Linked DNA regions of Mus musculus: region 2 is linked to region 1. A link is a contact called in ENCODE POLR2A ChIA-PET data. All regions are on one chromosome and are shown on one strand. The core of a region is the stretch at or near the end of the contact, and the rest is flanking DNA. Distances in the headings are between cores, read along the strand shown. Region 1 holds the start of Tcta (T cell leukemia translocation altered gene). Region 2 holds the start of Usp19 (ubiquitin specific peptidase 19).

The links. ChIA-PET counts read pairs that join two places held with the same protein, here RNA polymerase II (POLR2A).
Region 2: POLR2A ChIA-PET joins it to region 1 with 11 read pairs in embryonic stem cell. The contact joins the promoter of Usp19 here to the promoter of Tcta in region 1. POLR2A ChIA-PET finds 5 or more read pairs at or near these places in 3 of 5 experiments (Patski and embryonic stem cell).

What each region holds. Positions count from the first base shown.
Region 1 is chr9:108,301,291-108,308,035 of GRCm38, reverse strand. It overlaps Tcta (T cell leukemia translocation altered gene), which reads left to right and starts at 1,877. Exons shown (of 3, transcript NM_001311156.1): 1 at 1,877-2,314; 2 at 2,656-2,710; 3 at 3,783-5,081. The coding sequence starts at 2,092. The coding sequence ends at 3,825. It overlaps Rhoa (ras homolog family member A), which reads right to left and starts at 1,876. Exons shown (of 6, transcript NM_016802.5): 1 at 1,483-1,876. It overlaps Amt (aminomethyltransferase), which reads right to left. Exons shown (of 9, transcript NM_001013814.2): 9 at 5,734-6,716. The coding sequence ends at 6,538.
Region 2 is chr9:108,485,901-108,492,685 of GRCm38, reverse strand. It overlaps Usp19 (ubiquitin specific peptidase 19), which reads right to left and starts at 2,010. Exons shown (of 27, transcript NM_027804.4): 1 at 1,791-2,010; 2 at 1-215. The coding sequence starts at 79. It overlaps Lamb2 (laminin, beta 2), which reads right to left. Exons shown (of 33, transcript NM_008483.3): 19 at 6,776-6,785; 20 at 6,340-6,571; 21 at 6,101-6,264; 22 at 5,798-6,022; 23 at 5,493-5,710; 24 at 5,297-5,393; 25 at 4,838-5,210; 26 at 4,555-4,739; 27 at 4,240-4,481; 28 at 3,812-4,160; 29 at 3,312-3,519; 30 at 3,092-3,233; 31 at 2,733-2,909; 32 at 2,481-2,640; 1 more. The coding sequence ends at 2,266.

The sequences.
Region 1 (6,745 bases), core at 628-3,127:
CGGAATTGGTTTGTAAATCCTAAAGTTTTTTTTTTCCTCCCCAGTCTAAAATACTACATCTATTGGGGGTACAATCAGTAGAGTGGATGTTCCTATTCTCCTGTTCAGTAGATTTTTGAGTAGAAGCTATGTAAGTTGAGCACTAGAGTTTGATCCCAAGTTGTAAGGCTGAAATGCAGCTCAGAGATACAGCACCTGTTCACTGTGTCCCAAGCCAACACCAAAGAGGAAAATAAAATAGGAAAAAAACAAGCTCCATATATTTTATGTCCCTAAGAAACGTCACTGCTCCGGAGAAATACTCCAAACAACATCTCAGAGTCTTCAATATTAAGACCTGATCTTGTTTTCTTAGTTTAATAATACGTGAGTCAAATGCTCAAACTAGCCAATGAAAGGTGAAAAAAACATTCCACATGGTACATACACATTTGGGCACGTGACACTAAGTGGCTAAAAATTCTCACCACATACCGCATCCTAAAATATAAGTTTTCCCCTTTCAGACTGGCATGGGGGATGTACATTATACGTGTACTACATATTATACATATATAATGTTATATATAACATGCAAAAAGCACTTATTTCAAAATATACCAGAAGACAAAACCAAATAAATAACTAATAGGTCAAAATTTAGTGATGACTATTAGAAAATACAAGTAGAACCAATTCTGGGGCAAAAAAGAAAAAAAATGGTGTCAAATTTTCCACTATCAGCTACTAAACATGAACTTTTTTTTTTTTAAATCAACTTGCCTGCAAAAAATGCAATTTTACGAAACCGACCTGAAAAGGGGAACCCATCAGTGATTCTTAATTGAAGTAATAACTTTAAGCAGAAATGCATCTATTTTGATGCAACCTCGCCAAATTATTATGTGTTTTTTCGACTGGAAAATACCTTCCCCCATAGAGTCATAACCGCTAAGATTTCAAAACAATCTTTTACTTACACAATCTCCAATAATACGGCACTCAAAACAGAAAATCCACCCAAACCCTCACTGTCTTCACCCGGTATAGAACGGGATTAATAATCCACGTTCAATGCAAAAGGCAAAATGGAGTTGTAAAAGAGTTTCTTGCCTAGTCCAACTCCCGACAGCCACACGCGCTTCGCAGTGGCAGGCTACCCCAGCGCGGTCGCGGACCGGCCGGGAGCCCCCGCCCAGCCCGGCGCAACCCTGAGAGGAAGCGACGAGGAGGGCGGGCGGCTAGGGCTCCACCAGGCCCGGCCGGGCGGGGGAAGGGGGACTGGAGGCGGCGGGGCGCGCTTCCGGGGACTGCGCGGGCGGGGCCGCCGCCTCGGGCGCGGGGCCCCAGGTCAGGGGCCGGGGCGAGGGGCTGCGGGCCGAGAGCAGCAGGTGGGGCGCGACCGCGGGCAGGCGACGGGCCGGAGGCCGGAAAAGTGCTTGCCGATCAGCCGACCAGCCGGGCCCGGAGCCGAGGCGGCTGGAGGGAAATGCTCCTGCTCACCTCAAGGCGAGGACTCCGAGTCCGGCCTCTTCGCGCTGAGGACGCTTGTCCGCGAGTCCGCGAGCTCCGAGCCAAGGACGGGCAGCTCCGTGGGAGACGGCGGGCTATGGAGAGAACCGACGGAGGACCGCGGGCGGCGGGCGGGGAGCGCGAGCGAACGAGGGCGGGCGGTGGCGGGAGGGCGGGGAGCGACGTGCGCGGCCCCGAGCGCCCTGCGGGCTCGAGCTGGCGCCAGTCGCGGCCCCGCGCACGCGCGCACACTCTCAGTTCAGCCACGATTGCTCAAGAACGCATCCACGCCCTGAGAGCTAGACGCTTAACCAATCATGGCAGACGCGTGGAGCATGACGGGAACACCGGGGCTATAAAAGAGCGAGTTGCTATTTTATCCTCACCGAATCACTCATCCTTTAAGCAAGCAGGGTGGGGCTGGGTGCGCCTGCGCGGTTTTAAAAACCCCTCCCCAAACTGCCAACACTTCGCGCAAGCGAAGTAGATCTTCCTTGCCTTGTATTACGCGTGCGCACTGACAGGCCTAACCCCGGAAGACCATACGCTTGCGCAGTAAGAACTACGGTGACAGTACTCCCGGTGGGGCGCTGGCCAGTCATGGCGGAGCCTTGGGCCGGGCAGTTTCTGCAAGCTTTGCCCGCCACGGTGCTCGGAGCGCTGGGCACCCTGGGCAGCGACTTTCTGCGGGAGTGGGAGACACAAGACATGCGAGTGACTCTCTTCAAGCTGCTCCTGCTGTGGTTGGTGTTAAGTCTCCTGGGCATCCAGCTGGCCTGGGGGTTCTACGGGAACACAGTGACCGGGTTGTATCACCGTCCAGGTGAGGCTCCCTACGAACCTCCTTGGCCCGGCTGTCCCTACCACCACCATACTGTACCATTGGGTTCTCCTGTGTCCACATAGACTACCACTGGTCCTCCAGGAGCCTCACTGTACCCAGACTTACAACCCCGTACCATTTTACACCACAAGCCCCTCATGCCCATCATCACGTTGTTAACTGTTTCTCAAAACCCTTCCTGGACAATACCACTAGTCCCTAGTATCCCAGCCTCAATCTCTATTAAACTATACCAGTGGCCCCTGACCTGACCTGGGCTATTGCCTGCTCAGATCCCCACCCTCAGCCTCCTGCAGCTATGGGTGTGTTCCTGCCTCCAGGTCTGGGTGGCCAGAATGGATCCACACCTGATGGCTCCACACATTTCTCTTCATGGTGAGTAAATCTCTGTCTATCCCAACCCCATGCTTGACAGGCAGAGAACTCTCAGCATGTGAGTGCACCAGCTTAGTGGCTGTGCAAGAATCCTTCAAGGCTAATGGTAGAGCTCAGGATTCCAGTTGGGGGTTCCCAGTGGCTTTAGAGCCTCTCATCAGCATGTTCAGTGGGGATGGATGGTGGTGTTACCTTAATTTCAGAAAGGTGATGTGCCAGGTCTATTGAAAACAAATCCCTTGGTTGGGAAGTCTTTCTTTAGGAAGGCAAGAACATCTATTCTAGGCAAGTACTGTACCACTGGAGCTATAACCCCCAGCCTAACAGTCTCTATTCTTAGCATACGACCTCATCAAGTCAACCTCCTAATCTCTAAAAACAACAGCTTACTTATCAGGACATTTCATTCAGCTAATCTCTGAGCTTCTACCACACGGCAGAGGTCACAGTACACCAGAAAACAAGGACAACTCAGACTCTGCCAGGCAGTGGTGGCGCACACCTTTAATCTGAGCACTTGGGAGGCAGAGGCAGGTGGATTTCTGAGTTCGAGGCTAGCCTGGTCTACAGAGTGTGTTCCAGGACAGCCAGGGCTTCACAGAGAAACCCTGTCTCAAAACACCAAAAAAAAAAAAAAAAAAGAAAAGAAAAGAAAAAGAAATAGATAAAACAAGACCCAGTAGCAAGGGGAAATGTAACTTTAGGAGACTAGATCAGGCTGTGATGGTGAACTTGGAGCACAAGGGCAGAAGGAACAGTTGAGGGGCTGATTCAGCAGGACAGTTGCCTGATCTAATTTGCCTTTATAAGCTTCTTCTTATGGCAAGTCGACAAAGGGCTTCAAGAGTGAAAGCAATACATGGATTAGGAAGGTGACCACTGTCTTAGCTAAGCACCATAAGGTAGGAGAATAGTAGACCCAGCAGGGACTACAAGAGATTAGTAAAGAAGTCTAGATTCTACTATAAGCTGTACTGAGCCCAGCTTAGCCAAGAAGGAGCAAAGGAAGAACCAATGTCAGGGACTGTTCCGCGATCGATGAAATAACCTTGCTTCTCTCCATTACTTTCAGGGAGATAGCAGCAAATGAAGCTCTCAAAACGCACAGAGAATAAGGGAAGGCAGCAGCAGAAGGGTCTCCAGAGATATCGCTGGGTCCGCTGGCTCCTATGCTATTTGTTGCTGCTGTCCAGACCCCTTGGACAACTGCAGAGGGCTTGGGGTTGGGGGACTGGAGTACCATGATGCTTCCAGGGTGAGCCTCCACTGCCCTCAGCCTTGCCTCCAACAGCTTCAGGTACTGGGCAGGTGAAGTTTGTCTCTTAACAAAAGGAAAGACTTCTTGTCAAGGGTCATTGCTTAGAAACATTTTGGTTGAGGAGGTCAGTGGTCCCTTTCTCACCTTGGCTTTTTCCTGACTTAGTCATCCCCTTGGGGATGTAATCTTAGAGAAATTGGTCCTTCTAAGAGGAATCTCGAGGTTGGCCAGTTCTGAGATTTAGAAAGAAAGCCAGTTCTCCCATAGACTCTGACTTTCTTGGCTTTGCTTCGTAGGCAAAAAGCCAGCTAATCCTGGCCTGGATTAGGGCACCAAACCTGTCCCTCCCTGGCCAAGCTACAATCTTTTAGGTCTGAGGCAGGCAGAGGAAGTTATCATTTCCCACTGACTTGTTTCTCTGTTCTTTTTGAGGACAAGTTGAATTCCTAAGAGACATCTCACTAAGAGCCTTGGTATTGGCTAGCTCTCCACTGCTGAAGTACCCACAGGCTTTTCTAGTCTGTACTTGCTCCCTCCTAGGGAGGTACTAAGTAGTTAGTGCAATGACTTCACTGTGCCCTGTTACCTTGTCACTTCCCATCTTGACAAGGGCCTAGTCCTGAGAGTCCACCAGCCTCATTTCAGCCTCTAGGAATAGCAGTAAGAGCAAGCCACAAGCCAGATAGCTCTGGGCCCTTCACCATGGGTCAGAAGAGGTTCCAAGGTGGTGGGTAGCCAGTGTCCCCATGAAAACACCACTTCCTCAGAGCACTGTGGTTCCTAAAAGCATTGTGGTCCTGGATCTATCTCCTCTAACAGTTGTACTCCTGTCTCTGCTGGGCTACTAGCTACCTCAGGTGTCCACTGTCTCTTTGTTAGATGTCATATAGCCATCTGGCAGCCATTGCCTACTGAGACTTTTAGCAGGTGTACTATAGGTGAACTGTACTGAGCGCCTCGTGCACGTGCACCTACTCCAGAGATGTCATCTGTGTGGCAAGATGTTCTTCACAGCCTCATGCCCACCCACTGACATCACTACAAGAGTCAAGGTCTCACATTCCACCCCAGGAGCAACTGAAGATGTGGCATATTAAACACAGAAGTGTATCAGTGGTGTGGTTATTCAATCAAGACAAGTGTTGTGTACACATGGGCAACTGGTAAGGGATCTTGGTTGGGTATATTGCCCTTAGGATCCAACATACAGCACTTTGCAGAGGTGACGACGTGGTGCCAACTCACTGCAATGGTGGTGGACAATATCCCCGTTAGCTTTTTTGGGGACTTGGGAGGAGATTGGGGGAGCTGAGCTAGTGTCTCATGTTTTCTAAGTTGACTTTCAATTCAATATATAGCTGGAGATGACCCTGAACTCCCAATACTCTTGTCTCTAACTCAGAAGTACTAGGATTACAGGGATAGACCAGCACACCACTTCTATATTCCTTAGTTCTCATATAGCTGGCCCTTTCCAAGGAAATCCTACTTAGAGCCTGTCTTAGAGGCTAAGAAGACACCCCAGAGGGGCTGGAGAGATGGCTCAGCAGTTAAGAGCACTGACTGCTCTTCCAGAGGACTTGAGTTCAATACCCAGCAACCACATGGTGGCTCACAACCATCTGTAAAGGGGTCTGATGGCCTCTTCTGGTGTGTCATAAGAGAGCAATGGTGTACTCATAGACATAAAATAAATAAATCTTTAAAAAAAAAAAAGACACCCCAGAAATCCAGTGACGAAAGAACAAGGAAGCTAGAGACCATAGCAAGTAAGAAAGAAATTAATTTTATTTTTCAAGAGTTAGTAAAGTATAATTATTCACAACAACTGACCGAGGTCAGCCCAAGTATTAAACCAGCCATGTCTTGCTGCACAGCAGGCTGGGTTGACTAGAGAATGTGGAAGGGTGAGTCCCATGTTTGCTTAGCCATCTCTATGTTTGCACACAGGAACAACTCAGCCAACACCACGTCAGGAGTCATTTCTATCTAAGGAAAGGCAGCAGTATGCAAAGTGGAGAAGGTACCTAAGTCCATACTGCCCACAGTAATAGTTCTTTGAAATTAGAGAAGCCATAGTGAGGTGGGCGGAGGTGTTACCCTCCACACAAAGGCAGGATGACCTTTGTTCCAAAGTCAGCACCAGGCAGATTAAGGTTAGTGGGACTGTGGGCTAAAACAGGACATTAAGTAAGGTGATTTGTCATTTAAAAATTGGGCCCTACGCCTTTAATCCCAGCACTCAGAGGCAGAGGCAGGCAGATTTCTGAGTTGGAGGCCAGCCTGGTCTACAAAGTGAGTTTCAGGACAGCCAGGGATATACAGAGAAACCCTGTCTCGAAAAACCAAAAAAAAAAAAAAAAAAAAAAAAAAAAAATTGGGCCCTAAAATTGGAATGGCTTGTAAGGGAAAGATTCTAGATAGGATTCTCTCCCCAACCCTAAGCAGACCCAGCAAACCTCATTCAGCTTCCACCCGTGGGAGTTGTACTCCACTGTTCTGACTAAGCACTATGCCATGCCCTCTAGAGAAACACTCCTGGAGGGAAGGGCTTCCCCATGGGCCATCTTCACTTGAGAGTATAATAGTTGGTGGGCACAAAGGGCATTTTGCTAACCACTGTCATTTGCTGCTTCCGCCGGACTTCCACCAGCAGCTGTGTCCCTGGTCGACTGTACTTAAATGGCACATAACCCATCGCCACATTTTTCTTCAGGCTGGGTGAAGGGCAGCCACTGGTCACAGTACCTGTCCAGGCATAGGCCATAAGTTAGCAC
Region 2 (6,785 bases), core at 761-3,260, 180 kb before region 1:
TCTGTTTCTTCTTACTAGTGGCCTCTTCCAGTCCTGGCGGCCCCCTCCTGGGCCCTGTAGCACTGGCCCCTGCAGACATCTTGAGCCGCTTGGTAGCCAGCCAGAGTGGCCCAGAGTCGGCAACAGCGTCTGGGTCAGGGCTGCGGCGCTTTCTTCCCGGCCCAGCTATCTTGGCAACTCTTTGTGGCCAAATTCTTCAGCAAAGAACCAAGAGCCTAATGAAAATAGACCACGAGTCACTGCCAAGGCCAAGTGATCTGCTCCCTGCCTACAAGGGCTGAGCAACGCAGGCCTCTCTGAACCCTAATGGGCAGGATTCTCACCAGCTGAGGCAGCCATGCGCACTGTGAGGCTACCCTGTGAGGAAATAAATAATTCAAGCAGTGGCAAGTGCTTCAGGCCACGCCTCCTGGGTATCTACAGAAACCCACAACGCTGGAAGGCTGCACTGAGGAAGTGCTAGGTCAAGGCAGTTGTGGCCTGGGACCAGGATCATCCTCTGGATGAGAGCCATGGCTCCAACCCACAGGTCTGCACTCTGAGCAGCCTGCTCTGCTTCCTTCACTCTCGCCGGCTGCTTAGTCACCGCCAGACAAGTAGAGAGTGAAGGAGTCAGGCAGCAGAGAGGGAGACCAAGGAATAGTCAGAGCAGCAGAAGGGCAGACTCTGAAGCTGAAAACGGCCCCAGGTGCTGCCACTAACCAGAAAGGCTCTGGTACTAAAGCATCTAGTCTGCTTCCTGCCGGCTCCTATTTTTTGCCATAAACCAGCTCCTGAAACTTGATCTTTTGTTTCCACCTAAAGAAGGATCGATCTCTCTCTCCTCAGCCTTAAAGATTAGGAGTGGAGGCGGGTGGTGGTGGCGCACGCCTTTAATCCCAGCACTTGGGAGGCAGAGGCAGGCGGATTTTCTGAGTTCGAGGCCAGCCTGGTCTACAGAGTGAGTTCCAGGACAGCCAGGGCTACACAGAGAAACCCTGTCTCGAAAAAAAAAAAAATGAGGAGTGGACTCCAGTTTTAAGACACGGTGATAGGCTTAACAACGAAACAGACATCACCCCTGTCTCCAGGTTCCTTCCTTCATCATCAGCTCTGAGCCACGGAGGCCTGATCTGTTTCCCACCTGTGTGTGGATTCGGGCTCCCTCCATCCAAAGTGAAGTTCTCAAAACTAGTGAGGGTGGAGATGGAACGTAGACCTAGTACTAGCCCTGGCAGCCTCAAGCCCGGCTTGCGAGACGAAGGAGATTGAACTGTAGCCTGTGTTCCCTTAGGGGAGAGTGGGGTGATAAAAATACCCTTGGACGATAAGAGTGATGAGCGGAATCTTTAGTGACAGTCCGTCCAGGCCTCTGGGCAGAGCACCCGCCGTTTCCTCCTTACACCGAGGCCCGATTCACAGCCGGAATCCCTCCCCCATGCTCTGAAAGCCGTCGAAGCGGCAGAGAAACTATCCGGAGATCCCAGCTGGTTAGAGAAGCTGCGCAGAGTTACTGAACGCAGACCAACGCCCCGGCTAGGATGCTGCCCTCCTCCAGCCTCCGAATCCCAGGCCTGCCACCACCTCCTCCAGGAAGCCACCCTCGCTCGCCGCTAATCCTCTTAAAAACAGAGAGGCCGGCCACAGGGGTAGCATAACGGCTCGGTCGGCATCGGTAGGCCGAGCACGCCGCGAGGCTCGAGATGTCGGGGCTGGCACGGCCCGTGACCTTGAACAGGCCCGCCCCGGGCCAACCTTGCGGCCTTCCCCCGCTGCGGCCAAACCGGCGACTTGAGGCCCACACCACTCACCGAGCGAGACCGCCGCCACCAGCCCTCTTCGGGCCCTGGCAACACGCTCTCGATTCCGGTTCCGGCGTCGGGTCGGTTCCGGTTCCGGCGCGCCCCTCCCCCGTCCCGGCTCCTCCGCCACCGCCGCCTTCGCCGCTGCTTCAGCCGCTTGTTTTGTTTCGACTTCTAGCTACGGCTACGGGAGGCGGGGTGCCGAGCTGATGACGCACTTCCGGCAAGAGTGGGAGCTCTTGGTGAAGGGCAGCTTTGGGGAGGGCGGGAAAGGAAGAGGAGGGGTTCCGGTGCTCGGCCTCTGCTGGTAGCCTACAGCTGATGGCGTGTATAAAGGTCCTCCGCCCCTCCCATCAAAGGCCAGACAACACAGAGGAGGTTCACACAGGTTTATTGAAAGCTCTTGCTAGCCAGGAGCTCTTTAATGTGCGGACGATCGTGTGCAGAACAGTGCTTGGCGACAAGGCTAGGCCCTAGGGAGTGGTCACTGGCAGGTGTTGTAGATCTGGACCTGCAAGTTGATGGCCTGGAGCACACTGCGCATCCTGGCTTCCAGCCCATCCAGCTGGGCCGCTTTGCCCTCCAGTGCACGCTCGTTCTCCTCATATGTGCCCTCCAGCTCTAGAAGGGTCAAGAAATAGTTCAAGTCTTTTCTCACGCAAGCCCACCTTTCTAGCTCCCGCCCACCATGGTCCTCACCCTGTAGCCGCTGCAGCTTATCCTGAGCGGCCTGCAACAGGTCCCGAGCCTCATCCCGCAGTTGTTCTGCCCTGGCTTGTGCAGCCAGAACACCTTCAGCCTTCCGCTCTGCCAACGCCCTCACTGTTTGGTATTGGTCACCTACTTGTTCCCGTAGTTGCTGCAGATGTAAGAGGCAGGGTCGGTATACTAATTCAGTGGAATTCTAACTATAATACCCCTACCCCATCCAGAGGGCTTCGCCCAACCCACTTTCTCAGCCTCCCTGGCACGGCTCTGGGCACTGCCTGCTGTTTCTTCCGCTGTAGATGCTGCCAGGCTATTTCCTGCCCGTTTCAGTTTCAGGGCCTCCAGGAGGGCGTCTAATTGCCGAGCCCGCTCACCGGCAGAGTTCAGAGACTTCTCTGCACCTGCCATCCTCTCCTGGACCTGCCACAGAAAGGCCCAGGTTTAACAAATCCACCTTTAGTACCAGCAACTGAGAAGGAGAAGCAAGTTGATCTCTGTAACTTCCAGGCTGCCCAGGGCTACACAGTAAGACCTCCCTGTCCCAGACAAAGCAAGCCAGATCCTTAGTACATGCCCATCACCTCGTCCTAAGGAAGTCATACCCGCTGCAGGGTCTGCTCTGTGTTTTGTGTGTCAACCACTGCTCCCCAGATGGCACCCTGAGCAGCTCCTTGTGCCCTCTGAGCCTCCTCCAGTGCCGCTTGGACTGTCTCTGCCTTCTGTCTCTCACCCTCGGCCCGGCTCCTGAGGAAGAGGGGAGATCAGGGTCTACAGGTATCAGGACCAGGTTTCAGGAATGGGGACCAGGCTTGGGGGTCAGACCGTGCCCGGTGCGCATCTTGCAGTAGCTGTTCAGCCCGACGCACGTCGCCCATGGTATGGGCCAGGATTGTGTCCACGTCGGCCAGGCTTCGGACGCGTTCTGCAATCTCACTGGCTAGGCGCTGGATCTGCTCGGGTGAGGCCGGGATGGAGATGTCTAGCACCCGAGTCGCTACCATTTCAATACTGTCAGGATCGGCTCCCTCCTCTATGGAGACACAGGCAAGGGCTTAACAGTCTCTCCTGCATGACCTTGGGAACACAATCTTGGTATTCTGGGGTCTCAGACTGCACATGCAATAGGAGTTTGCTAACAGGCATAAGGATGTAACCAAGGAACAGGGACTATATAAGGGACACAGACTTAGGGACATTGACTGGACAGGGACTCAGGGCCAGACATAGGGTTATAAACACATGTCCATTGCAGACACCGAGACTCAAGTACACACAGACACAAGGGAAGCAAGCACATGGCCTGGGCCACATGGGAGGCTCACGGCTGAGGAAGTCTTTCACATTCTGGATAAGTTCTCGAAGCTCCTGATTGGCCTGTTCCACCTGGCCCCTGGAAGCATTAGCCTTGTCCAGGGCTGCCTGTGCTCGCTGCTGTGCCTCTTCTGCCTGCCGACGAGTCTCAGACACCCGGCTGAGGATGCCGCCACCTTCTACCAGTGCCCGCTGCAGCTCTGCCTGCGTGTGCCGAGCCCGGCCCAGCGCTAGATCTGCCGTGGCTGCTGCCCCACTGCAACCGAGGCCACCACAACGGGGCTGCCCATCTTCATCCCGACATCCGGCACCCCCACAAGGGCTGGTGGCACAGGGTGCGTCCCCTGGTGCCCCACACACCTGCCAGGCACAAAACAAATCAAGGTCCTGTGGGAAGAACACCCACACCCACCTGTCCCTCTCCATACTTGCACCTCACCAACTCATTTATGCCCGTCAGGCTCAGGGTGTGGGCATGTGCAGAGAGCCGTCCCAGTGCCTGCTGGTTGGCCAAATGTTGGCGGTTGAAGTTTTCTTTTTGGGCACCCATTAGCACTTCCGTCCGACGCCGGGTATCTGCTGAGTTGCTCACAGGGCTGGGTACTGCAAAGGTGGAGGCGTTGGCACGGCGCTCTGCCTCTGTGGACTGGCTGTGGGCATGTCGGATGCTGTCATAGGCACCTAAGTTGGGTCGAAGGGGGTCAGTCAGCTGAACGTCCGCCTGGCCTACCCGCCTGGTTACCCAGCAACTCACCTAAGAAATTTGAATGTTTGAGGATCTCCAGATGCTGATCCAGCTGCCTCAGGGTGAGATTAAGCGCAAGCCCGTCTCTCTCCAGACCACTGAGTGCATGGTTGGCATTGAAGTTCTCATCCTGCACAGCTGTTAGCTCTGCTTCTAACTGAGTCAGGCGCTCGGTGGTCTTCCCGATTTCATGACTGTATCAATGGGGGGACATGTTTAGAGAAGCCTCAGTCCAGATCTCTCGGGCCTTTGCTCCACCCCACCATATTTTTTATTTTAGCCCCATCCGTACCGTAGTCCCTCTGTGGCCTCTACAAGCTTCGCCGTAGAGGCGGCTGAGGCATTGCGGGCACTCATAATGGCCTGCACCATGCCTAGCTTCCCCTGCATGTTCAAAAAGCTGCTCTCAAAGGCACCCAGCACTCCTGTTTGCTGCAACTCCTGAGCCCACTGCTCCAGGCGCCGCGTCCGAGCAGCCAGGTCCTGTACCACACGATCCCAGTCTCCAAAGCAAGCGTGGCAGGGGTGACAAGCAGGAAAAACCCCTGAGAAGCCACGAGCACACTGGTCACAGCGCACACCAGACACGCCTGGGCGGCAGCTACAGTGGCCTGTGGAACGATGACACTGAGGTTTGTCTATTCCTCTAGGATCACAGTCACAGGCTGCAAGAAAAGCCAAAGCACAGTATTAGGCCCTGGTGATGCAGACGAGATTGTCTTTATCTACCCTGTCAGTCCAGATTTCTCACCACGGCACTGCAGACCAGGGTCTCCCCAGTAGAGCTCTTGGCACTCAGAACAAGTCCTCCCACCAAAGCCAGCATGACAGTGACACTGCCCTGTGAACTGGGGTACACACAGAGGAAGGCTCAGAGTCTCTATGAAAGGTAGAGCTCTCATGGCAAATTGCTGGCTCCCTCTACCCAAATCTCCAGGATTTCGTACCTCATTGCAGGTAGGGCCTCTGGCCCGGCTTGGGTGACAAGCACAAGGCTGGCAGCCACGGCCACTGGTGAAGTTCCAAAAGTTGGGGGCACAATGGTCACAGTTGAGGCCTTGGACATGGGGAAGGCATGGGCACTGCCCAGTGCTTGGGTCACAATGGCACAGGTCGGTAGATGGGCACCGCCTGGGATCTGTGCCCAGAAGGTTGCAGGTACAGCCTGGGCAAGCCAAGACAGACACAACAATCAAGGGGCTCTATCTTCAGCAGAAGCCACCCAACCATCTCTTCCCACAGTCCTACTCACGGTGACAGCTCTGTCGGGCAGCTTGCCCATGGAAGCCAGGCTTGCAATAGCCACAGTGGGGCCCCTCTGTGTTGTGTAAACAACGCAAGCATTGCCCCGTGTGGGGATCACAGGCATCAGGGTCCATGGGATCAATGTTTCCACTGCACTCACACAGTTGGCACCTGCCACCTGGCTTTGATGGGTCCCCAAAGTGCCCGGGGGCACAAGCTTCACACCGAAGCCCTGTCCAGTCAAGAGGAAACCATGATTACTTAGCTTAGCTACCTGACCCTGATCTCATACCCAGTCCTGCCCACTCACCTGTGTAGCCTTCTCGACACTGGCACACAATTTGCTGGGAATATCCATCCCGGTGGCAAGAAGTAGCAAAGTGTCGCTGGCTCCCAGGGCCTTCAGGGCAGGGACAAGGCCGGCACTGGCCCCCATATGGCAGCCGTGGGTCCCCATGAAAACCAGCAATGCACCTGTAGGGAAATGAATGAGTGTTATCTGCAAGCAGCCAGCCCAACCACCAACCACCGTAGCTGCTCTAGGCTCACCTTTCACAGTGCTCGCCCCCCGTGTAATCACGGCAGCCCAGGCAAGCGCCTGTGTGGGTATCACACTCATCCGCACGCCCATTGCAGACACACGGCCGGCAATTAGGGAATCCCCACTGGCCACGTTGACAGTGGTCACAGCGAAGACCAAAGGCACCAGGTCGGCAGGGGCACTGTCCACTAGTCCCTTCACAGAGGGCACTGAGTGCTCCATCAGGACTACACTGGCAGGCTAGGGACAAGGTAGAGATTGAGTTGACAGGAGGCAGTCAGGCTGGGAAGGTTGGGGAGTGGGAGAAAGGGGCAAGGGACCCCAATCTGAGAGTGTGGGATCCAAGTCAGAGCAGAGGAATAGAAGAGGCAAAACCAGAGGAAAGAAGGAGACTCGGAATGGGAATGGGAAAAGATTACGGGAGGCCGAGAGACAGACAAATACCTTGACAGCC